Linked DNA regions of Homo sapiens: regions 1 and 3 are each linked to region 2. The links are chromatin loops, found by intact Hi-C in ENCODE. Cell type or tissue: Calu3. All regions are shown on one strand. Links, peaks and the distances in the headings refer to the core of each region. The heading gives the core; the rest is flanking DNA.

What was found. Hi-C counts contacts between places; a loop is a spot of excess contacts. Peaks named below come from ENCODE experiments on the same cell type or tissue, not always from the same donor. Only the 100,000 strongest peaks of a DNase experiment are listed, where the experiment ranks them.
Region 1: it touches region 2 in a loop (4-fold over the local background); 4 of 110 quality-filtered maps call a loop at or near these places.
Region 3: it touches region 2 in a loop (6-fold over the local background); 23 of 110 quality-filtered maps call a loop at or near these places.

Annotation. Positions count from the first base shown.
Region 1 is chr2:163,448,454-163,456,947 of GRCh38, forward strand. LOC107985829 (a long non-coding RNA gene) reads right to left here and starts at 8,484. Exons shown (of 2, transcript XR_001739222.2): 1 at 8,355-8,484. LOC105373728 (a long non-coding RNA gene) reads left to right here and starts at 2,353. Exons shown (of 3, transcript XR_923548.3): 1 at 2,353-2,394; 2 at 4,813-4,888; 3 at 8,060-8,306. RefSeq lists a silencer at 1-22. In Calu3, for the core only: no CTCF peak of the experiment used is centred there; no DNase peak of the experiment used is centred there.
Region 2 is chr2:163,187,649-163,196,142 of GRCh38, forward strand. No RefSeq gene overlaps it. Among named protein-coding and RNA genes, the nearest start is that of KCNH7, 350 kb to the left of the region's middle. In Calu3, for the core only: a CTCF peak has its summit at 3,930 (motif pointing right); a DNase peak (open chromatin) is centred at 3,943.
Region 3 is chr2:164,056,174-164,064,667 of GRCh38, forward strand. No RefSeq gene overlaps it. Among named protein-coding and RNA genes, the nearest start is that of FIGN, 320 kb to the left of the region's middle. RefSeq lists a silencer at 4,986-5,280. In Calu3, for the core only: no CTCF peak of the experiment used is centred there; a DNase peak (open chromatin) is centred at 5,168.

The DNA of each region.
Region 1 (8,494 bases), core at 186-8,185, 260 kb after region 2:
ACATGGAGAAACCCTGTCTCCACTAAAAATAAAAAAATTAGCCCAGTGTAGTGGCATGTGCCTGTAATACTAGCTATTCAGGAGGTTGAGGTGGGAGAATCGCTTGAACCCGGGGGGGCAGAGGTTGCAATGAGCTGACATCACGCCACTGCACTCCAGCCTGGGCAACAGAGTGAGATTCTGTCTCAAGAAAGAAGGGAAGGGAAGGGGAGGGGAGGGGAGGGGAGGCGAGGGGAGGCAAGGGGAGGGGAGGGGAGGGGGAGGAAGAAAGAAAAGAAGGAAAGAAAGAAAGAAAAAGAAAGAAAGAAAGAAAGAAAGAAAGAAAGAAAGAAAGAAAGAAAAGAAAGAAAGAAATCCTCTATGAGAGGCAGTATATCGGTTTGTAGCACAGATTCTAAAGCCAGATTCCTGATTTTGAGTTATATTGGCTTTGCCACAGCCAGCTGTGAGACTTCAGAAAAGTCCCTGAACCTCCATTTCCTCATCTATAAATAAGGATCTTTTTTCTTTTACCAAGGTCATGAAATTATTTTGAGGATCAGTTAAGTCCGTAATATAAAGCACTTTTAATAGTGCCTAGCTTATAGTAAATGCTTGATAAATAGTCTCTACCATGCCAAGTATTATTACTACTGTTATTAATAATTATATTAACACTGCCTCTCAGAGATGAAAGACAGAAGACTTGGCAAATTTCACATATTACATCAGTGACTAGACACTTTGTTCTACAAATAAAAGGATATGAAGCCTAGGGCTAAATGATCAACACATGCATTTCTAAACAAGAAAGAAGAGACCCATGGGGTGTGGTTTGAGGGATATCACAAGTCTTCTCACTCATCTCTGCCACCCTTTCATCATGAACTTGCAGAAGTAATTTAAGGTTTCTGGGACTCAATTTCTACAACTATAAAATAAGAAGCTCTTTCTGCATTCAATGATGTTCTTTTGCAATTATTCAGTAACAATATCTATTTTTACAACAAGCTAAGGCAGGGCTTTTAGATCCTCAACATATAAATGTCTCAAACAAGACATCCATAACTTTTCAGTTTGTACTTTTCTTTCTTGAGCTTTAGAAGAGAGGAGTATAAGAACAGCAATATGGCTTGCATAAAGGGAAGGTGATCAGATTTGCAAAACACAGGGAAGTTATTTTGACACAGAGATGGGGGCCTCTAAACGCAGGCTACACCTGCTTCTCATCAACACTAAGGGCTGGCCTTGCTAGCATTTGAGGATTCTTGGACGTGTAGAAATCTCCTAGCCAACTCACCAAAGAAAGAAAACACCAAGCAAAAAACATTGTCTTCTAGATAACCGACTGTGAAACCTGAGAATCATAATAGTCTCTCTAACTGAATCAAAAATCAAAACTAATAGATGAAGGAATCAGACATTCTTTTCCAGCACCAAATTCGGTTGTGAATAGTGTGTTGTAAAAGACATGGAATAGAAATATCCCATGTTTTTGGCAAAATGAGAAGAGTCAAGCATTCCTGTATGAAGCAGGCCTAATAGTTTGAATATATCACTTGGTTTTCTGAATCACTTCTTGTTGTTTTTCTCTTCCCTAAAGTTTTTCCCTTCCTAAAGTTTTTCCTTCACTAAAGGTGACTACTCCACACCATAACATCTAATATCTCTCTATACCAATAGAGTGTATATTTATATCCTTAATTTATCTCAGGGCGAATACTATATTTTATTCATCGTTGTAATTAAAACGGGTACCTCTTTTAAGATAAATATAAATGAAACAATCAAATCTCACACTTCAACTCAGTCATAATGAGAGGTGAAGCTGGCTGGGCTTCTGGGTCAGGTGGGGACTTGGAGAACTTTTCTGTCTAGCTAAAGGATTGTAAACACACCAATCAGCACTCTGTGTCTAGCTAAAGATTTGTAAACACACCAATCAGCACTCTGTAAAAACACACCAATCAATACTCTGTGTCTAGCTAAAGGTTTGTAAATGCACCAATCAGCACTCTGTAAAACAGACCAATCAGCACTCTGTAAAATGGACCAATCAGCAGGATGTGGGTGGGGCCAAATGAGGGAATAAAAGCTGGCCACACCCAAGCCAGCAGGCAACCTGCTTGGGTCCCCTTCCACGTTGTGGAAGCTGTGTTCTTTTGCTCTTCACAGTAAATCTTGCTGCTGCTCACTCTTTGGGTCCTCACTACCTTTATGAGCTGTAACACCATGAGGGTCTGCAGCTTCACTCCTGAAGTCAGCGAGACCACGAACCCCCCAGGTGGAACGAACAACTCCAGACGCGCCACCTTTAAGAGCTGTAACACTCACTGTGAAGGCCTACGGTTTCACTCCTGAAGTCAGTGAGACCACGAACCCAGACCAACTCCGGACACATCTGAACATCTGAAGGTACAAACTCCGGACACACCATCTTTAAGAACTGTAACACTCACCACGAGGGTCCATGGCTTCATTCTTGAAGTCAGTGAGACCAAGAACCCACCAGAAGGAAACAATTCTGGACACAATAATTCATATTATTATTTATAAAACACATTTTATGGCAATTGAGTAAGGATGTAAAAAAATTGTGAATAGATTATTTTATAGCATATATTTTGGTTAAAAAACTATAGCTACATTTATTTATTTATGTGTTTATTTATTTAGAACCAGAGTCTTGCTCTGTTGCCCAGGCTGGAGTGTAGTGACACAATCTTGGTTCACTGAAACCTCCACCTCCCAGGTTCAAGCTATTCTCCAGCCTCAGCCTCCTGAGTAGCTGGGATTACAGGTTCCCGCCACCATGCCCAGCTAATTTTTGTATTTTTAGTAGAGACGGGATTTCACCGTCTTGGCCAGACTGGTCTTGAACTCCTGACCTCGTGATCCACCTGCCTCAGACTCCCAAAGTGCTGGGATTACAGGTGTGAGCCACTGTGCCCGGCCAGCTACTCTTTTTTTAAGTATAAAGTTATATGAGTAATACAAACATAATTTATTGTTATGAACCCTGATTTTTGACATGCATAAGAGTTTCCTCCAAATGAGATCATTCAGCTTTTATTGGGGGTAGTGTGTGAAATATAAAATGAAACTTATTATTCTTGGCTAAATTTTTCTGGACTTAAGTTGTTTTCTTATGATAAATACATGATTTAAGTCAATGCAGTCAACACAATGGAGGAAACACCAGCCAGATTTGTTAGATTCCTTCTATTGGTTGATTCTTTCAAATATTGCTCTAACTGGACCCTAGAGACAGTGAGACAGTGTTAGAAGGGAAATTTAAAACTAGAAATGAAAGTACACTAAAATTACACAGTATCCACATAACACTTTTGTGGGAATTATTAAAGGTGGATGATGCCACCCCAAGGGCAAAGGCACGATCAGTTGTGAACAGGCTAGACGTAGACTTCCCCTAAGCCCTTCAACCAGTCATCTTTGTGCAGTCCACAACTTATGCAACCTCTGCAGTCCACAACTTGTGCAGCGCTGAAACATTGTGTTGGTTTAGCAAACAAATTAAAGGCAAAGGTTTTCTTTAAAGGTTTATGTTGTAATTAATTAAAATGAGCATGGCTGTCTTCTGAATTCATTTGTCAGAATAATAGCAAATCCAATGAGAGTTTCAAAATATTTCAAAATTTAGAAGATTCCTTGCCACCTGTGCCACTTAGGGGAATGCTTACCTTCACTCAGGCTTTATTTATTTATTTATTTTTTTGAGAATCAGATATGAGGTAAACTGTATAAATATTGGAAAATTTATCCTTTTTATTATTTCCTCATAATAAAAATAAATTTACTCATATGAAATCCATACCTTTTCTACGCTGACATACCATATTGAAAGATTAATTACATACACTTCCACTTGAATTCCAAAACTATAAAAAGTCTATTTATGTGTGCATACACACATATACAATAGGCATTTCTCTCTTTAGAATAAACAATGTTAGAGAATATTCATTATTCAAATCTAGACTCAGAGCTGAATGATCCAAAAATGTTTTATTTCTACATAACATAGACAAGTGTTTAAAACAGAAATTCAATATTTTTAGAAGTTTTCAACCTTGCTGCAAATTAACAAGTTCATGTTTTCATTGTTTCATATAAAAATGAGTGCGGTAACTCATGAAAAATCGTGCTTCATGTGTGATTAAGCTGATTTATCTCTACTTCTAATTCCATTTACTTTAACAAAATGCTAACATTGAAAGAAGGGGGCTTCAGAAGCTGACAAGAAGTTTAGTTTTCAAGGAAAATCACAGGATTGGACTCCATGCTTGTCTACACCATGATCACTGGCATTTACAGGGAGGAATTTGTGCAATGGGCAGGAAGATTATTGCTAACGCTGTCCAGAGATCATGAGGCTTGCATTTAACAAACATAACTTTATACTTTCCAAGGCCAACCTCAGGCTAGGAGTCAGGATATATGCCCTTGGCAATTAAGCTGGAGAAGCAAATTATGGACTGACGTACCATGAAATACCACCAGGCCTTTGAAGAATAGTTCGCTGAAGAATGTGCTAACTAAATGGATACTTAATTGAGACAATAAGATTTCCATGGCAAATTATAACATGCAATTTGCACCATTCATGTATCTGCTGCAAACATTAATAAAGAGGATTATTCTCTAATACTGAAAACAAATCACAAATTGCTAAATCTTAATGAAAAGTACAGGACTTCCCTCTATTGGTGGCCTTTGGAGTTTTGTTCCTTAGACTGGCTTAGCAATCTTCATGCCCAATATTTGACTTCCATTCAATACTGAAGGTGCATACTGATGTTTTTGTATTGGCAGTTCCCTGGTATGACTTAGCTGATAGCTCATCCTTCACAAGAATGCTTACATGAATGGCACCCGAGTTGGAAGGAAAGTGAGTAATCAAAGTGGTTTATAGAGCTCTTATTATTTGCTTTCTGCCCCCTAGGAACTCTTCATTTCACTAACTGATGTCTTCTAGTATCTTGGGAGCAGGGAAGGAAATATATAGATGCCATTTTTACCCCTATCATTACTCCCACTTTGATGCATTCTTAAGCTTATTTCTCACTTCTTATCGTGGCATGAGGGAGTTGAATACATGAAGCTTCTCCATCCCCTCTCTCTACCTTGTTGGCAGACTTACAGAGTCACCCAGGACTCTCCCACGGCTAGGTGAAGACTGCAGTCAGGCTCATCTCACCATTTTCAGCAAAACTTTCCCAAAGTTTAGGCTCAGAAAGTTAATGGCATCATGTTCCCCCTGGCTGAAGAGGGAAGCCTATGGCTATGCCGGGATCCACCCTGATGGGTCCGGTTCTCACCAAAGGGCTCCAGGCTATAGAATTTTCCTTCTTCCTTTCTTATCAAGTTTTCCTCCTAAATCTCATATACCATCTGGGTTCTGATATTAAGCTTGCTAATATCAAAAATTAATTCACACTCAAGTGTTAGGGCTTTACCGCAGTTTATTTTGGTTGAGTGGATGTTTTGATGGCTCCCACTTCTTATATCATTGTATATATAATAGTTCTGTTTAGTGAGCTCCACTCCAAATAGTGTCCTAAGTATGTTGAAAATATGATCTCATCTAATCAAGCACAGAACCACCTCCTTTGCCTACTTGTAAGGTTGGTGTTGGCCCAACAACATGCACACAGTACTTGTTTCTATGTTTATCTTTCATTATCCTGGGTTACAACATTTATCTAACCTGAGTGGTTTAAGAATCACTCTACAAAAATGCTTTCTGTGCCTGTTATGGCCTAACTCTACGTTTCTGTTGATTTTAAAGTAAATGATACATGATTCCTGACTTCAAGGATTTCATTGTTCAGTAAGAGAGAGAGATATGAATTATTACAAGGCGGATGATAGAGGGCCTCAATCCAACTTCTCTTCTAACTCTTCCTGCCAGAGTGAAATTGCTACTTTACTTGTCTGTTTCCTGCCCACCCCCTGATCTATTTGTGGCCCAAAATTGTGTCTTAGCAAATTTGTAACCATATTTCCTAACTTCAGGATCCAAAATATGTTAGATAAGAAAAATAGGTATATCATTCCATATTATGGATAGAGAAACTACTCATAGACTTTGAAGGCTTATTCAAAATCTGAAACTAGAAACATCAGAGTTGGAGTTCAGATCTGAGTCCATTGGCACCCTGTAACATGTTTTTACCTCAACATCCTATCTCTGTTGACATTCCTTTTCAGGAATCAATCCGATAGCAATGTATGTGTAAGCAAGAATACTAAAAGCAAATATACTTATAGTCATTTCTAGTAGTCTACAGATCACCCAGGTGTAAATTATCTACTTTGTGGCTTATCTGTTAAAAATGATTGCTATCAGAGTGGCTACCATTTGCCATCTAATACACCTCTGAGCCTTTTCTCTCTCATTATCACTTTTGCAAGAAATGTAAACTGCTGAGATTCTATTATTAGCTTAGATGCAACATAATTTAAACAATAAATCTGATATACATACCCTTGCCAATTGACAGAATGCCACCTAAGTTTAACATAAATGACTTTCAAAAGATGCACCCCTGCATTAACACAGATAATTTCATTTTAATTTACATTCAGAGATTCTGTTTTGGGTAGGGGTAACTGAGAATATTGGTGTGTATTTTTCTTTCTGAGGCCGCCCACCTCCAGGCGATATTTTATTGCTTTACTCTTGGAGGCTCAAAATCTCATGAAATCCTAGAAGGGAAATCTTGGAAATGCAGCCCTCTCTTTTTTAATTGTCATGGAATGACAGCATTCCATAGAAAGGATTACTAGTAACCTGCCAAAAGTAAAGCTCCCAGGTGAGCAAGAGCATCTTTTCAAACACAGAGAGTAAATTCAATCTTGTCATAAGTGGTCATTTACTCAGGAAACCATTCTCTCTAGTTTCTAGAAATTATTTTTAAGCATATAAACTCCCAGGAATGACTGCAAAAGATCAACAAAGATGAAGCTGCAAAAATTAATCACAAACACACACACACAGGGAGAGAGAGAGAGAGAGAGAGAGAGAGAGAGAGATAAGCCTCTTGTGACTTTAAATAAACAGACAAAACCAAATTTCCATTCCACTTCTTTCATCAAACTTTTCTTATTCCATCCAGATAGACACCCTAAAGGTAGTAATAGTCTCACCAGGCATAGTGCTACCTACAAACCACTAGTAGAGCTTCCATGAAGATTAGGAAGACACAAAGGTTTTTGTCTCTTCAGAACAAAAAGTACATTGCACTTAATAATGAACCTGTCATTTTAAACGTCCAGGTTTCAATTATATAAGTAATAGAGTTTAGAGATGAACTGTTTGTATAATTTTGCCCAGAATTTAGATTTATATTTTGTACTTCTATAAATATTTCCTGAAATGTATTCAAATAGCAAGGTGTTAGTTACATATATTAATATGGCAATTCTAATAGCTATCTGTACAATGCAAACTTTACTAAGCTACTACAGGAATCCCTTTTCATTCAGTACTAGAGACAAACTGGCAAATGTAGATAGTGGCCCAGTTGGTTAATAATTATCTTGCTCTCACTGAGAAAAGTCAGTTATCTCAAGACAAGCACATGCAAATTTGAAGGAATGGGGGAAAGAGAAATGGTGGGGCAATGGAGAGGAAAGAGAAACAGAAAAATAATATAGAAAGTATGTATTCAAGGTTCTTTGTAAGGCTATATGTCTAGGATGAGATAATTGCCCTTCTATTACATGGTTCTGAAGATTACTCAGAAAAGAAAGAATAAATAATCCTAACCTATATACTATAATCACATGCAGCAACTTGTATTCATTATGGAGAATAGAACAAGTAGAGTACCCAAACATAAAAAAAAGACGAGAAAGATAAGAAGCATTCATCAAGCAGTATGTAACTGCCATTTACATCAACTGCCCGCAGAAACATTCCAAAAGCTAATATTTCAGCAACATAAACAAAGTCATAATTAAAAGTTTCAATGTCATATCATGCAGCTCTTTATTTTTAATGTAGTATTTGTTCAACTTAGAGAACTAATAATTTTTCTCTTATTAATGTTTGCAGAAAGATCCAGTGGATCATTTCAGAATTTAGTTTGGCTCTCCCCACACAGGATTTAACCAGGCTGACAGATTCAGCACAGGAAAGTATTTTAATGTAATGATATACCACCACTTCTAGACCCAATGACAAGATGAAAATCCAAGAGCAGGCATAAAACACCTATAAAGAAATGACAGAGCTTGAAGTCAGTGTGAATAATTTCTGAATCATAAATTCACAAAGGGAACAGGGAAAAGAAAGGAGAAAAGGAGAAGCAAAGAGGAGGGGGAAAAGTTGAGTAGCTTGTTCCACCCACCTCAAATGCTGAATTTAAGAGCTTTCTGCACATTCATGTTGCCCAGTGACAGGGCTTCAGGTACATCAAGTGGCCCACAGTTGCAGATGCATTAGAAGCTCTGCTTCAATTGTGTTCAGAGGCCAAGTGTGTACCCAGTT
Region 2 (8,494 bases), core at 265-8,264:
TAAGGATAGATTGTATTATATGGAATAGTGATATTCTATCTTTACGGAAAAGGGAATTTAGTTATGTAGTTTCTTTTTACTTCTATGACTGAAAAAGCTGAAAATGATGAAATGCTTTATACTATTATGAAGGAGTTAACAATAAAACCAGCAGGTCATTGATACCTTTCTTTCCTGGAAAATGCTTGGGAATCAAGTTACAGAAAATGCGGGGCTTGGAAGTTACCTCAGGAGAACAGAAACTGAAGGAAACCTGGGCAATGTGAGTAAAATATCTCTGTATTTACTGTAAGTGTGAAGTAAATGGATGCGTTCACCAGGAGCCAGCTGAAACAACCTTACTTCCTGTGGCAATCTTGATTATTGGAAATTGCCAACATACCACAAGCAATTTTAATTAGAGGAAACGTATCTTCTTGTCATACTTCATTTGTAAGCAAATGCTTTTTTTAACGAATATAGCATTATGACTGAGTAAATTAACTCCTGGTTACATTTGTATTGTATAGTTAAAAAAAAAAATTGACCATTTGACTCCCCAGACACTTACTCTACAAAGCATGACTCATTGTGGAAATAAAATGTCTTTTCCTTTCTTTCTTTACTAAAAATCAACTTCCTTTCTTAATTGTTTCTCTAAGTCTTTATACCTGACTCAACATTGAGCAGGCCAAGAACGACACATTTTCTTTTACAAACTAGAATTAAAATATTCTCTTTTAGAAACCTCCTAATACCAAAAAGTGTGTTCCAAATACTCATACACAATGTTGCATCATTAATGTCGCGTGTAAATCTACTGCAGGACATGATAAAAGTAGCAGGCCCAGTCATGTAGAGGGGAAGGATGCTTTGGCTTGTTGTCGTAATGCATTTTAGCAATTTGCCAGGCCTCAGAACACTGGTTTACACTTTCTGTACCACAGCATTTTCCTCTAAATTCCTATTTGATTTTTTTTTTTTTTTGGTTTGCTCATTTTTATGAAGAACGTTCTAAAGTCACCTATACAGTCACCTATTTTTTTTACCACTGGTGTAATAATGTTTACTGTTTTATTATGATATTCTAGGCCTCTGCTCACTTCTTAATTGATACTCTCACTGTGGTTATAGTAGCATGTTGTACAGTGCCAGGAGTCAATATTAGCTGAGTAAGCGAGGAAATAAATGAAATGCATTTGATGCTATTCTGGGGACAACTAATAATCTTTACTAGCAAAAAAAAGTTAGAGCAATGATCTATCATATTAACTAGATTATTAAGGTTCTGACATGAAGGTGTTATTCATAAAATATAGTTGTAATTTTAGGGGAAGAGAGCAGTATGGAATGGTGGAAAAACCACAGACCATAGAGTCATAAAAAGTCTGTTTAAATTCATGTTTAATTTCTATAACCTCTTGGGCAACTTACAGAACTTCTCTGAGCTTTAGGTTTTTCTCCTATAAAATAGGGATTAAAAAAATCTACCTTGCTGGGCTTTAATGAGAATTAGAAATAATATGTGGAAGATGCTTGGATGTTGAACATAGAAGCCACCAAATTAAGGATAGCTATTGTCATCACTATTTTTCTTAGCAAATTTTCAACAACTGATTTATTAATCTACCTTTCCATTTTTAAATTCAATTATTTCAGATATTATTTAGACATTTAAACAGTAGGTAGCTACAAAAGGATATTTGATATCCATTTTCCTAAGATCTAGGTATTCTTTTAGCCTCCAAAGTATAAAGGCCCTTATGATGAATACCAACCCCTATTCTTGACTACCTCTGCACTTTCACTGTGTGAATGCAATCTTTGTAAATGTTAATTATTATGAACTACAGCTAATGGAATGATTACTTGTAAAAGGCATAAATGAATACTTGGGACTTGATTTAGTCATTATGCACTTCTCTTGCTACATGCAGATATGGATAGAAAGACTTTATTTTTAAAAGATGGAAGATGGAATAGTATCAAAACATAGAAATTGATTTTAGAAAGCCATTGGAACCCAGGGGTGTATGTAGAAAAAGGCATTGCCTGCGTTGTAGGTTATGATGTTCTGACACCTACAAGCATCTGACATAGCTGACTTTTTAAAAAGTGGTGCTTAAAAGAGTTGGTATGGAACATAAGTAGATAATGCAAATATGTTAGCGACCCCTACCAACAGTTGCAATTATGCAAATTTTAAAACCTTCATCTTTTATAATTAGGTGTAGTGGACTTATGTAGTTAACTTCTCCACTGGCTAGCTCAGATTCTCTAATCTGTTGAACAGCTTTTCCCCTAAAAATAATGCACCTCAAATAGCCAAAAATATGCATTCTGCAAAAGAATGACAATATTTATGATGAAAAGGAAAGACATGACATCCTGAATAATTGTTAGTGACAAATTTCTTGTTTGTGATTTAAGAAATGTGCTTTTATAAAAACCGAGATTCTCTGACAATAATTAAGCATACTGTTGAATTGGTCATAGGAGGATGAAATTTTAATTAATATACTTAAATTCTGGAAATAAAAAAAATTTTGACTGAGTGCTAGAAGGGAAGAAGGCTGCCTATAGTAAAATTTATATAGAAACTAAAATTATCCTTATTAGGTAGATAATTTGCTTGTAGTTAATTACTTTTGAATACTTGAATCTCATTATGCATAGTAGTGAGTATACAGAACTCAATATCATTATCAGCACATAACACAACTATGTGAAATACAGTTTTTAGTAGAGTTATACATATGTTATATATATAAATTATACATACACTTGGAAAACTTTTGTTAAAATTTACATATAATTATAAATATATAAAATTATATATACATATGGCATATTAACCAAATACACTAAATCTTTTGTTTCATTACAATAGAGACTCCAGATGTCTGTTAGTATAGCTAAGTTTTGAATTAAAAAGTTATACTAATTTGAATAAGTTAAAATCTGAGCGATTTGCTTTCATTTTAGTGACAGGCCTAGTGTATTGGTAAACTACACTCGAGATAGGTTACATATGCTATGTTAATTTTCTAATTAAATGTCAGGCTGTACTTAAGGACATAAAGGTTATTTAACAGGAGGAAAAGGAAAAATACAAAAAGCCAATTTTAGCTTATTTTCCCATAAATGAATCAGCCATCGAAATAAGACAGGATAGGGAAAAACGGATACCATGATTTTCTAGAGAGAAAAAATATTCAATCCAAAGCATCCCAAGACATGTAGGGCTTAAGTAAAGTCTGGATAGTAGCTTTAGAAATAGGGCTTGTATTTTATTATCTAAATATTCTTTCCTAAGCATTTTATCTACCAGCTTTCTAGGGACTAATGGAAGGTGATCCAATTTGACTGGTGGAAACTGTAATCACCTGTTAGTTTAAATAATAAAGGCTTAGAGATAATAAAAGGACTTGAAATTTAGATATGATCAGTTTCTATTTCAATGATTCTCAAAAAATTGAATTCACAATTTTTTTCATTAAAACATCCATCATTTCTACCCATTTAAAAATAGGTATAAAAATATATAAACTTCTCAATACAAATTAACTTCAGTGTTATATTAGAATGTGCACACCATAGTCATTACTATCTTTGATTACAATTACTTCAAAACATCATATTTTGTTTGGCTTTACCCTTAGATTCAGTACAGAATCCATCTCTTCCCCAATACCTCTTTTCATGGTATGAATACATTAACCACATTCTAGTAGGGAAACAGTGCATTAATTTGCAACAAAGTGAACAAAACAGTTAGGAAACAAGAATTATTTTAAATACTTTTTTCCTTCATATTTCAGTACTTCAGTTGACTAATTTTAAATTAGGACAAAATAACCCATATTTCTTCTGCATGTCATTTGGCATGAGGAAGAAATATTAGGTTTTGAAATCAATGCAAAACACAAAACAGAAGAACTGGGTCATCAACACAAGGTGGCACTGTGGACCAGTCTCTTAGGAGGAAGTTTGTATTTAAGCATTTTCTCTCTTATTTCTCCAAGACTGATGATTTATATAATTCAGCCTTCCTAATTTTGCCTTTAGGTTTTTTGTTTTTGTTTTTTTTACAAATCTAGTAATGAGATGGGGAATGGAATTATTTTCTCAATTTAAAGAAAAATGCAAATTTTGAGCTCACAATGGGTATTTTTATATAATTAGTTATAATAAAACCCCTAGGTACTGTACTGTATTGACAACTGAATACATATATGGTTACCACTTTTCTCCAAGAGGGACAACTTGCTGTTTTCTTTCATCATATCATGAAAAGGCTCCTCTCCTCTACTGACAGCTATCTCCCTATCATGATTTGCCTAGGATCTGATTTCTTGCTGCTTTAGTTTCTCATACACACTATTATAAGAATCTTTTTACTTATAGCCCATTTTCATGTTGCCATTATTTTGATCAAGTATTTTCTTTCAATCAGGTATCTTCAGTGGACATCTTTTTAAGCATTAGTTTAAATGTAAATTCTTACAATACTTAACTCCAACCCTATCTTAATTTCAAGGCACTGGTGTGCATGCACTCATGTGCACACATACAACACGCAGCTACTATTTCTCATTTGTCTACCCAGGCAAGTCCCATTATCTGTTCTTTAAAAATATTATGAGAATTCCTGTCAGTTATAAGGCCCTTTTCCTAACACTTACTATGTCATTCCCCCAACCCAGGCCATTGTTCACTGGTGTCAATCAGCTTCTTTAAATTTCTCCACAAGGCCCAGCTTTTTGAATAAGACTAAACCCATATTCCACCAGCATATGAGCCTACATTTTGTGGCACATGTATAAAAACTACACTTACATGATGAAATAATCAGAAAATATTTAATGATAGACTATTACTTACAAGGCATGATCTCCAATTAATGCAGCCTCTTCTTCTTCTCTCAGGAATATTTTGTGTTTTCCAATCATATCAAGCATGTGGTGTAATACATATATTTAGCACTTGACACAAGTTCAGGGAATAAATGCATAAGCCCAATTTTCCAATAGCATAAGACTATTAATACTGACACACATGCCACACACACACAAACGTAAACGTATATGATATATATGCAAAAATTTGTTAAAATAATGAAATACTTATAAACTGACACAAATAAAAGTACACATATATTATGCAAGTTTTAAAGGTAAATATGTTTAAAGGCAGAGCATAAGAGTCAATATTGTCATTTAACAGTACTCAACAAAATGCAGAATTAGATACAGATCTAGTGGAATGAGCCTCCTGATTTCATTTCTGCTGTTCAAACGATGAGGACAGCAACTACAGATAATAGTTCAACTAGTAAATGCAGAATATTTAAGATAATACACACTCAAATTTATATAAAAAACTGCATAATTAGCACATATACACCTGAAAAGTTTTGGATGTAACCTTTTAATATTATAGATTCAAAAGTCAGATGTCCATGTACAGTGTTTCTTTCAAAAATTTAATTATTGAATTACAGAAAATTATATTTTAAGATAGGAACATTTTCCACTCTCATATTCCATGAAATAATTTTATTTAAATACTTAGCAGGCATCATTGAGACCGGTTTCTTTTTTATCAATTGAGTCATATCTTTGTCATGTAGAAAGATTTCCCAGGAAGATTTACCTTGACTTTTTGATATATTATACGACAGTTTTTGAATCAATATATGATACTGTCACTGGAACTTTTGTCCCAAGTTACAAGTACCCATTTTCATAACACTAGGAGAGTTTCAGATTTTGTTGTTGTAGTAGATGTTATTTTTGCCTGTTTGTTTTTTCAGTAATGTATCTTAATAATCTATGATCTCCACAATGTAATCAGTCACTATCTTGCTTTATAAAGTGATCTATAATCTATTAATAACATAACCAGCAGGTTTTAGTTCAGGTATAAAGAGTTAACCTGTATTTGACTCATTTAAAAAAATTATATAGATTATAGGTAACTTCTAATAATTCGAAACTAACATTGGTGACAATTATTTCTGGCTTGTTCGCCTTCTCCAAACAGACTTTGCGAGAACTCAATTATAAGATGTGTTTCTCTCTTCTTAGGGAAAATTTTTGGGAAAAACTACATTCCAAAAGGAACTGCATGCAGTTCATGTTGGCTGAAATTGAAGTTCAGTTGAATATTAGATAGATGTCACATAGATAGATAGTATATATAGCAGATATGCTATTTATTTGCAGCAACCTGAAAATATGAAAATAGGTGGGGCTATATATGTAAACAAAGAAGTTGAGCTACTAATATAATAGTGATTCCATGCACTTACTCTGGAATCAGCCAGCCTGGGTTTGAATCCCACCTCTACTATTTACTGCTATGTGATCTTGAGCAAATTGTTACTTGCTGTGAGCCTCAGGAGTAATATTAATGTTTCTTTGATAGAGTGATTTTAAAGGTCATATAAGCTGATTTTGCAAAACATCTAGCTATTGGCTAATGCCTGGTTCATACTGAGTGCTGCAAAAGTGTGTTTTAAAACAAACAAACGACAACAACAAAACGCAAAACGAAGAAACAGACAATGCAATAATCTTTTATTTGTACATGTGTTTTTCTGTTTCTTTTTTTTTCTTAATTCTGTGTAGTAGAGAAGATGTCTAACTGTGGAGACTGTTAAAGAATGATCTTCCTTACTTTTATATGCACTGTATTATTGCTTCGTGTATTTTAGATCTTGCTCTCTTTTCATGTATTAATTTCTAAAACTTTTACCTTTTTTAGTCACCTGGCCATTTTCCTAATGTAGCTTTATATTCAGTTTGCTGTTTGGGGTATTTTATCTTTTTCTGTTTGTCAACTTAAAGTAGTTAGTTTCTCACATTAAATTCTAACATGTAGCTTAATTGAAAAAGGCACATCAACCTGGCATGTTATGAACTATTTAACAATTTAGTAAATATTAATTTAAATATTTTTAAATTGAATGAATGCATAATTCTGAGTCTGTTTAACTTAAATAATCATTAACTTAGAATATTTTAAAATTCTGCTTAAATTCATTTTAAGGCTATTTTTAAATTTTTTGGAAAAATGTTAAACTTTATTTTACTTAAATAATGTAATAATAAGACTTTTATTTTATAGTGTTCATACTAATTATCTATTGCTATATTATAAATTATCACAAACTTGGAAGCTTGAAAAAACACCTATTTGTTAGCTTATGGTTCTTTTCTTGTTAGGAAATCTTAGTTTGTCTATTTGGGTTTTACAAATGTGATGTTATGGGATACATATAAATAGTAAAATGGTTATTATAGTGAAGCAAACATATCTGTCATCTCACATAGTTATCTTTTTTGTATTAAGAGCAGCTAAAATCTACTTATTTAACAAAAATCCCTAATACAATACTTTAGACCTTGTGTTGCACATTAGATTTGCAAACTTGTTCATTGTACATACCTTCCTTTTGTTATTCTTTACCCAACATTTTACCCAACATTTTCCCATTTCTTCTCCTCCCACTCCATGGTAACCACTGTTTCATTCTCTCCATGTAAATGGTCTTTAAAAAAATATACATTTTCTAAGCCAGGCGCGGTGGCTCAAGCCTGTAATCCCAGCACTTTGGGAGGCCGAGGCAGGCGGATCATGAGGTCAGGAGATCGAGACCATCCTGGCTAACATGGTGAAACCCCGTCTCTACTAAAAATACAAAAAATTAGCCGGGCGTGGTGGCGGGCGCCTGTAGTCCCAGCTACTCGGGAGGCTGAGGCAGGAGAATGGCATGAACCCGGGAGGTGGAGCTTGCAGTGAGCCGTGATCGTGCCACTGCACTCCAGCCTGGGTGACAGAGCAAGACTCTGTCTCAAAAAAAGAAAAAAAAAAAAAAAAAAAAAAAATATATATATATATATATATATATATATATTTTCCACATGTAAGTAAGATCATGCAACATTTTTCTTTTTGTGTCTTGCTTATTTCACTTACCATAATGTCTTCCAGGCCCATCTGTGTTTGTGACAGACAGCAGGATCTCCCTTTTTTTAAGGTTGCATAATATTCCATTGTATATGTATACACCACATTTTCTTTATCCATTCCTACATCAATGGACACATGGCTGTTGTGAATAATGTTGCACTGAACATGGGAGTGCAGATGTCTTTATGAGGTGATGATTTTATATCCGTTGGGCATATACCCAAAGACAACTTGATGGATTGTATGGTAGTTCTACTTCTAATTTCTTTAGGAAACTCCAGACTAGCTATACCAATACGCATTCCCACAACGGTGTGCTTGGGTTCCCTTATCTCCACACACTTGCCAACATTTGTTTCCTTTTGTCTTTTTCTATATTTTTTAAGTTGGAGGTCTCACTCTTTCACCCGGGCTGGAGTACAGTGGCTTTATCATATCTCATTTCAGCCTGAATTCCTTTGCTCAAGAGATCCTCTTGCCTCAATCTCTTGAGTTGTTTGGACCACAAGCGTGAGCTATCGTGTACAGCCTTACTTGT
Region 3 (8,494 bases), core at 186-8,185, 870 kb after region 2:
ATTAATACACTCATAAGGAGAGTAGGACAAGAAATAATGGTACAAACTCTTCAGGCATCCTCCCCACAGATTTAAAAAACATGATATTTCTAACATTCTTCACTGGTTCACTGGTCTTGACAATGTCCAAGCAAGCACTACAGTGCTTTTTTTTTTTTTTTCCAGAAAAGAAAGAATCCATCTATTTTTTTCTTTTACTTCTTATAAAGGTGACTTAAGTATTATTTTAGTGGCTAATGCAAAACTCACTGCATTCTACTATAAGTATTGTAAATGAAAACATATAGTTACGTAAAGTCAGAAGCAGAGAAAAATGTCCGAATAAGGCTAAAATGTTTTGAAGACAAATTTTAAGAACATGAGGTGTCAAATACTGAATTTAAAAATAGCATTAGAATACCAGAATCACCACATTAAGTTAGTATTCGTGATAGTGTTGAATGAAAGAGAGAGAAAGAAAGGGAGAGAGAAGAAATATCACTGAATTAAAAAAAATCTATATGTAGTTTGTTTTCAGGCCAGAAAAACATCTTGAACATAGCTTTAAGGATGGAATAGTAGATCTGTCACTACTAAAGATAACATACCAACTAATGCCTGCAGTTTGGAATCAAAACTGAATGAATTAATAGAAGTCTGCTTATATTACTGAACACAAATATAAAAATTTATGTTTTTAGGATGCCAATAATAAAATCAAATGATTGGCCAGGCGCAGTGCCTCACACCTATAATCCCAGCACTTTGGGAGGTCGAGGTGGACAGATCACGAGGTCAGGAGTTCAAGACCAGCCTGGCCAACATAGTGAAACCCTGTCTCTATTAAAAATACAATAAATTAGCCAGCTGTGGTGGCAGATGCTTGTAATCCCAGCTACTAGGGAGGCTGAGGCAGGAGAATCACTTGAACCTGGGAGGCAGAGGTTGCAGTGAGTGGAGATCACGCCACTGCACTCTACCCTGGGCAACAACACAAGACTCCATCTCAATAAATAAATAAATAAATAAATAATCAAATGATTAAAGAGTTTTGTTTTTTAAAAAATAGAATTAGTGTCACAGTTCTTAGTGGTGGTCTGTGGCTCACCAATATTTTATGAGCTTAGATATTTAGTAAAAGTGGATTTCTTACAATAAAAAAATGGTTATTTTTGACAACAAAATGTCTTGACTTTATGAATGTGCTAATTGTTTGATTTGGCCTCAGACGTTTGTTATTTAGGCACAGCACAGCGCATATAATTTCATTATGACAAATGTAGATTTTGGAGAACATAATTTAATAGACATTTATGGACAATGAAATGCTTATACAACTCTTTGCAACCAAATGTATCCATAATTTCTATACTGAGGATTTTCACTGTACGTCTATTAATAAGAATTAATATTTTCATCTAAGACCTTAAACATTGTTTACTAACTTTGGACCAATATCTTCTGTCTGTCTTATCAGTAGATTGGAAAATGGCTTTTCATATAGTAGACATTCACACCTCAAGGAGCTAGAGCAGCACATTTACAGATACACTTCTGCTAAGGGTCATCCCCCTGCCCTTGTTCTGCCACCTTCATTCTCTAAAACCAAATATGGATAAGGATCAAGAACAAACAGCAGAATTTTCTAGAAATACAATTTAAACATTTGATTCTCTTGGTAAGTGACGTTTTCTGGGATATTTTCCTCTTTGGATTGCTTCTTCTTTCTTTTGGTATTTCATGAAACTGTTGTTATATCTGAGATTTGGTGTTTTCTCTCACTTGGAAGGGCTTTCCTCACCTAGACAGACCTAGTAGGACTTAGTAGGACCAGACAAGGGTCCATGGAAAGGGAGACACTAAGCTCATAAAAGCTTGTTTCCATTATTGGCAGATGAGATCTTAGTGACATCCTGGTACACAGTAGGTCATGAGGGTAAGGGACAATATATGGATGTAGGGCTAATGTGTCTGCTACTAATAGCACATCTTTTTGCCTGGAGTGTCTCACTTAGGATCATGAGCTGGCAGTAGGTGGCTGATGAAGAATTTCAGATTTCAGGCAGTACTAATGCTTTGTTTCTCTATTTGAAAATGAGGGAAAATATCCATTTTTCAGAAAGCCCGAGGTGTTGTGGAAACAAGAGACCCAGACCCTCCACTGCAATGGTACCAGGTAGGTTCTTGGTTTGAAGGAACATCAAAACTATAGAGACATTTTCCAACTATTTTTAGGTCTGCATCCTTAGTTAAGCACTTGAAAGAATTGCACAGAAATATTAGAAATTCATAGACATGTAATTTTTTTTGCTCTTTTCTTGGGGAGGAATCAGAAAAATTTCTATAAATCTGTTCAACTAATCATAGACATATGTCAAGTGATTGAAAGAAATTAGCAGAAGTTTAAAGAAAATATCAAAATATGATCTGTTTGATCACTCCCTTAAGGGAAAATTTTTAATACATTATGAAGACAGACACTTTTTATTAACACAGAGACATGGAAATCAGCAGAATAAATACCTGAATTGATTATTGTAAATGCAGTTTGAAGAAATTTCAAATAGAGAGAGGCACAAACATTTGAAATCCTTTTAATTCAGTGCTTTCAAAAAAATCATAAAGACCAGTCATGTGCAGATTATAGGCAGCTGGTTTTCCTTTTGCTTTACCCTCAAATTCAAGGTGCTTCACCACAATATAGGAGCCTAATCAATATTCATTAACTGCAGAATCAGTTTTTTAAAATCCATCATTTAATTTGTTACATTAGAAGTTATGCAAATTTGTATAATTATGAAGAGATTTAGATTATAGAATTGTGTTTTACTTTGCAAATAGAAAAGCTAAGGCTGATACCAATGGCTGATTTTAGAGTGAGCTGTCTTACTAGTTCAGAATGATTACCTTTGGTTCCTATTCCAAATGATGACCAATCTTAAGACATGAACAGAACTGGTAATTAGGTGGCATACTTCCCCAGAAGATGGCAGCTACAATGCAAGAAAAATGAGGAGTGGGATCTTTACACTGTTTTTGAGATTTAATGATTTTAAAATTAAACACAGAAAAAGTCTTAATCTTATCCAATCTCCAAAGAGATTTTTTTGTTAATGTTGGAGTTGGTTTCTATCTATTGAACAGTTGAATACATATCATCCTTCCGTTTCTGAAACTTAAGCAAATGGACCAAGAGAATTGAGCACATTTAGCCATTCTTTTTTATCAGCCCAACACCCTTAAGCCAAGCACCAGTGGAGCCCAACATCATGGCACATTTCCCCACAATATACTCACACTCAACCACCACCTAGGAGGGAAAAGAGTGTGAGGGTTATTGAGCACTGAGAATTTTTCCAATGAATCACAATTATGTGAACACCTGTGCTAAGTTTGTGCTGATCCTCTGTGAAAATTTGCACAGTGCTCAACAGCCCTGAATATTTCTCATTTATTATCTCAGGTGGGGTGGTCTGCAACTGCACATTAGGTTGCAGTATGAAGCATGTAAGGACACACATCCAAGACCTCATCGAGGACCTTTTCATTCTACCTGCAGGGTACAGCTGTGCCTTTTAACAGGCTAGAGTTCTGCTTCTGAATGTCTGCTCAGAAAACTTAAGGACAAATATAGAAACCCTTCATCTGCAAGTAAAATGATTGTAGAAAATGCAATACATTTACTTACATTTCAAGAGAATCTATCATAGGATTGACATTGGGAAAAAACTAATGATCAATGATATTTTAATGAATATATAGGCTTATAATATGTTAAACTGAAAAGGTGTCAAAACTGTAAAGGATGAGAAAGAACTTTACACATAAACATACATTTTGAACGGCCACTAATCCCTCTTCTTAGGAAGTAAAAATATAGAGTGAAACTGGTCTAGATCCCCAAGAATCGGTAGGTTACTTCACTTTTGAAGTCAATGATTGGTAAGAATTGGAAAACAATTTGTGACCAGAATCCTCAAAATACTTAAAGCTTAGATGTAAGTGGTGAAATTGAGATCAGTGAATAAGCTGGATACAGGGTCAATTGTTGATTCCACAGCAGAAGTTCTGCATGACTCGAACAAGGCTTTCATTGAAACTATTCTCTGTCTTAAGAACTATAAACTACTATGAGGTCTCTGCATGTTAATACAGTATCAAGAATAGAATTTTCTTTGTAGCTCTGTAGACTTAATATTTACCAAAGACTCTTTAGTGAAATATATCTGTTACTTTGAATAATTAAGTTTAGTAGAAGATAAATTTAAGGATATGGATATAAAGACCAGGGACTACTCTGGCAGTATAAAATGTTTTAAAAGTAATACATTGGACTCTGGAACTTCATTCTACCTAACAGCATCATCTGCTTACCAGTAGGAACAAGGCACATAGTATTCTGTGGCAAATGCAATTGTTATTGAAGACAACATTGCAGTATGAGGTAACAGAGGAAATTATGAAAAAGAAATCCTGGAGCTATTGAAAAGTCCTAGGATAAGAATGTCAGTGGGTCCCTAGGTAATGGTTGTTGGTTTGGGGACACAGGAGAAAAGACTAAGGGATCTAGAGGTTTCTGATTTTGCACTGGTGTGTGGTTGGCAGATACAGGAACCCCAAGTGACTAGGCTTTGATTTGCTTTCCTTAAAATTTTTACTCATCCGGTTTCAGTCTCTGTCTCTGGTATTAGGTGAAAAGACATCTTTTTCCCTGCTGCTGAGACTGTATGTAATTAGATGAAAGGAGAAACTAGAGGCTCGGGAAAAGCATTGCTGATTTGTACCTCGGCTTAATTCCAAAGATTCTGCTTGTGAAAATTAACTTTTTCTGCTTCTAGGTCCATGGCACTCGTTTCTAAGAGGAGTTTGAAAGTTAGCTGAGTGTATGAGGAGGAGAAAAAAGGATCAGTAGGTTGGACTAGATCCATATATCACATACTTTCACCAAGAAATTAGATTTATTGGGTTTTATGAGCACCAGGCATATGCTAAGCACTTGATATATTATCTCATTTAATCTTCAGGACAGTATGAAAGAGTAACAGGTCTTATACCACTTTGCAAGATAAGGAAAATGAAGCTTAGAGAGGTTAACTAGCAGTCATGTTAGAGTCAGACTTGAACCCTCGTCTAGCTGATGGCAAAACTCAATTTTAACTACTACACAATACTGCCTCCCAGTGGCTGGAATTTGGTAAGCATTCAGCCAACATCAGCTACTGAGGTGGTGGTGTTTTTCTTAGGGGGAAGCTGGTCTTAAATCCTTTAGGCTTAAGTCTCAAAGGCATATAGAAAGAGGTCTTGCTTATCAGAATTATTAAGATGTCTACTCTCTTACATAAAAATGGCTAGTTCAAGCCAAGCTCCAAGTGTGACTGTAAGCAAACAAATAGATGACTACCTTGTTTATGAAGCATACTTTGAATTAGTTCCTAGTCAAATATAAAAATGCTTGGTGGTCGCTTGAAGCATAATTTGTGCCAACAAAATTCCACCAAGCAAAGAGATTCTGTAGTGTCAACATTTAAAACTTCTATAAATACTTCCTTCAGTTTCCACAAAGTATAAACTAATAAAAAAGAGAAATAAAAAGTCAATAAAGAAAAAAAGTACTTTTTTGGGTAGAAGGCTAAGAGAATGAATGCATGTAATATGTCTTGAAGTGTTAAGAAAATATTTTCTTTAGTTTTTAAGTAGAGTGAAGAAAAAATAATATGTGTGTAAGGAAGGACAAAATTTAGTTGTTCACAGGCTTGGCCTCAGGCAAAATTCTAAAATAGGTATTTTTCATGTACACGTCCCTAGCACACACACACATGCACAAAGTTGTTCTTCAATGCCCTTTTCTCAATGTTCAGTGTTCTCTCTCTTCAACCTCCAAAGCGTTCACTTTTTGGTACCCCCTCGGATTCCCTAATTTCATTCTTTGTTTCGAAATCCCACTGCACAGCTTCTCACAGTATAGACATTTCCTCTCTTCATTCATCATAACATTGCAGTGGACTAGCCCATTTTTTTCAAGATATTGGTAGGTCACTGGTTAGCAATGCCTATGAACAAATTATAATTAAGGTCTTAATGAATGGTAAAAGGCTTAATGTTTTATTTTACCTTGCTGTATTTATTTCATATTATGGACTTTTCTAGATAAAATGCCTCAGATCGAAATAATTAGTTCCAAATGATGGGAATTTCAAACTCTGTGATAGGTTGGTGAGAAAGCGATTTCTGCAAAGCTGTCTTTGCCCCATGTTCCTTGAAATATGTGCCAAAGGTAAATGTTTACTTTACCTATGTATAAGGTTGACCCTAGTGAACAGGTATATTGAAATATTATAATCCCTGAGAAGAAAGGTCACTGATAATGGCATTAATGCTGCCAGTCCTTACTTTCTATTAAATGATACTTCAATATGCAACATTCTACACTTGATCTCTGGTAAATGGATGTTAGTGACCTTGAGTCAACAATCTTTGCCTTCTTTAGACATTGGATAGCACTATAACATTTTAAATTTATAATTGTGTTTACTTTTAAAATGGAGTTTAAAAGTCTTTAAACTGGATAGGTAGAGAAATTGAAATGACGATACAGAAAGTCTGTAAATGGTTGGATGGATATCACATATCACACCATCTATGGCTCAGCAGTAAATGCACTGTGATGGCAGAACCATGAGGGTATATCACATTAATGCATAATTCAAGGTCTTTAAGTATCTGTGAGTCGTTGACAAGATACATTGCCACGTGTTTTACAATCCACCATGTCAATTCATTGTCTTTATAACGTTAAATGAATGTGGGCTATAGGCTTTAAAAGTTTCTGGACCAGCTTCTTCATTATGAAGAAGGTATTGTTTCTGTCCACTTGTGCTGTGTGGAACATTTAAGAAGCTTCCTACCTTCCCCTAACTTTTCTCCCCAACTATGGCCAGCAACATTATGGTCTCTCCACATATATGCCCCCCTCTTTTTTTTTTGAGACGAGTTCTCACTCTGTCACCCAGACTGGAGTGCAGTGGCAGGATCAGGACTCACTGCAGCCTCAGCCTCCCAGACTCAAGTGATCTCTCCCGCCTCAGCCACCTCAATAGCTAGGACTACAGGCATGTGCCACCACACGGGGCTAATATTTGGTATTGTGAGTAGAGACGGTGTTTCACTCTGTTGCCCAGGCAGCTCTCAAACTCCTGGAGTCAAGTGATCCACCCACCTCGGCCTTCCAAAATGTTAGGATTATAGGCCTGAGCCACACCCAGCCCCACATTTATACTTATCACAATTGCCAAAGGACAAATTCTTCCACGGAGAGGTGTGAATTACTAGAAAGGTTGGTTGTGTTGTCATTCATGTTTTGTAACATTTTAAAATGTGGTTTTAAGCAACAAAAACTTTTTTTAGTAGCAAAGAACATCACAGACTATAAAGGAAATGATTATTCTGCTTTATCTGCTAAATTGCATGACATGGCGGCCTTGTTCTCAGTTGGACAATGCATCCATGAATTGTATCATATTCATGTTCATGATGGAAGCCTATATAGTAATTAAAATAAATTAACCAATTCTAAATGCATGAACATGGATAAGTCTTGAAAACATAATGGTGAGTGAAAAAGCAAGTATCTGATATATGCCATTTATGTACATTTAAAATTATAGAACAATGTAACATTATTTATGGATACATACATATGTAGTAAACATACACAAACGTGGATGTGAAAGCTACAAACCAATTTTGACACAGTGGCTCTTACCTTTGGCAGGAAGTGGGGATGATAATTAAAGGGGGTCATGACATCACTTTTGGGTACACAGTGGTCTTCAATTCCCTTTGTATTATTTTGTTAGGAAGAAAGGCATGAAGCAAACATGTAAAATTTTATAATTCACTTACAGTTATTAAATCATAGTGAATACACGAGTGCCTATTATTCCCTGTACTTTACACTTTTGAAATATTTTATTATAATAATAATGAATTGGTAAAATAAACTTCAAGTTTAAGATGGGAATTGACTAGTAATTTTTAGTACTGTCTCTTCCAAATTTTCACTAAAATTCCCAAGGAGACATGAGAAAATGTGGAAAGCCACAATTTAAACTAGGGCAAACCAACAAGGCTAACTCTAGAATCCAGGAGGAACTGATTCATAGTAAAAGTCTAATAGAGCAGGAAGGAGAAAAACCTGTTCAGTTTTCAGGTAATAGCATCTACCGGCTTTACTTCCTGGGAACAAGAAGTGTGTATGTGTCGTAGTGGGGGATGTGCGTGGAGAATCCCAAAACAAAACTTTTGAAGGGTAAAGTGAACAATGCACATTGGAATATTTTGGAAAATATAAAAAGGGAGAAAGTAGGAAAGCAGAACCCATGATTCTCACGTGCAAAGCCAGCCAGTCCTATTTCCAACCTCAGAGCTACTGTGGCTTTTGACAGTAGGGAAAGGAGATGTTCAATGATACTTCTTTGATTGTACAATGAGGTGTTCAGCCACTGGGGAACCCTCA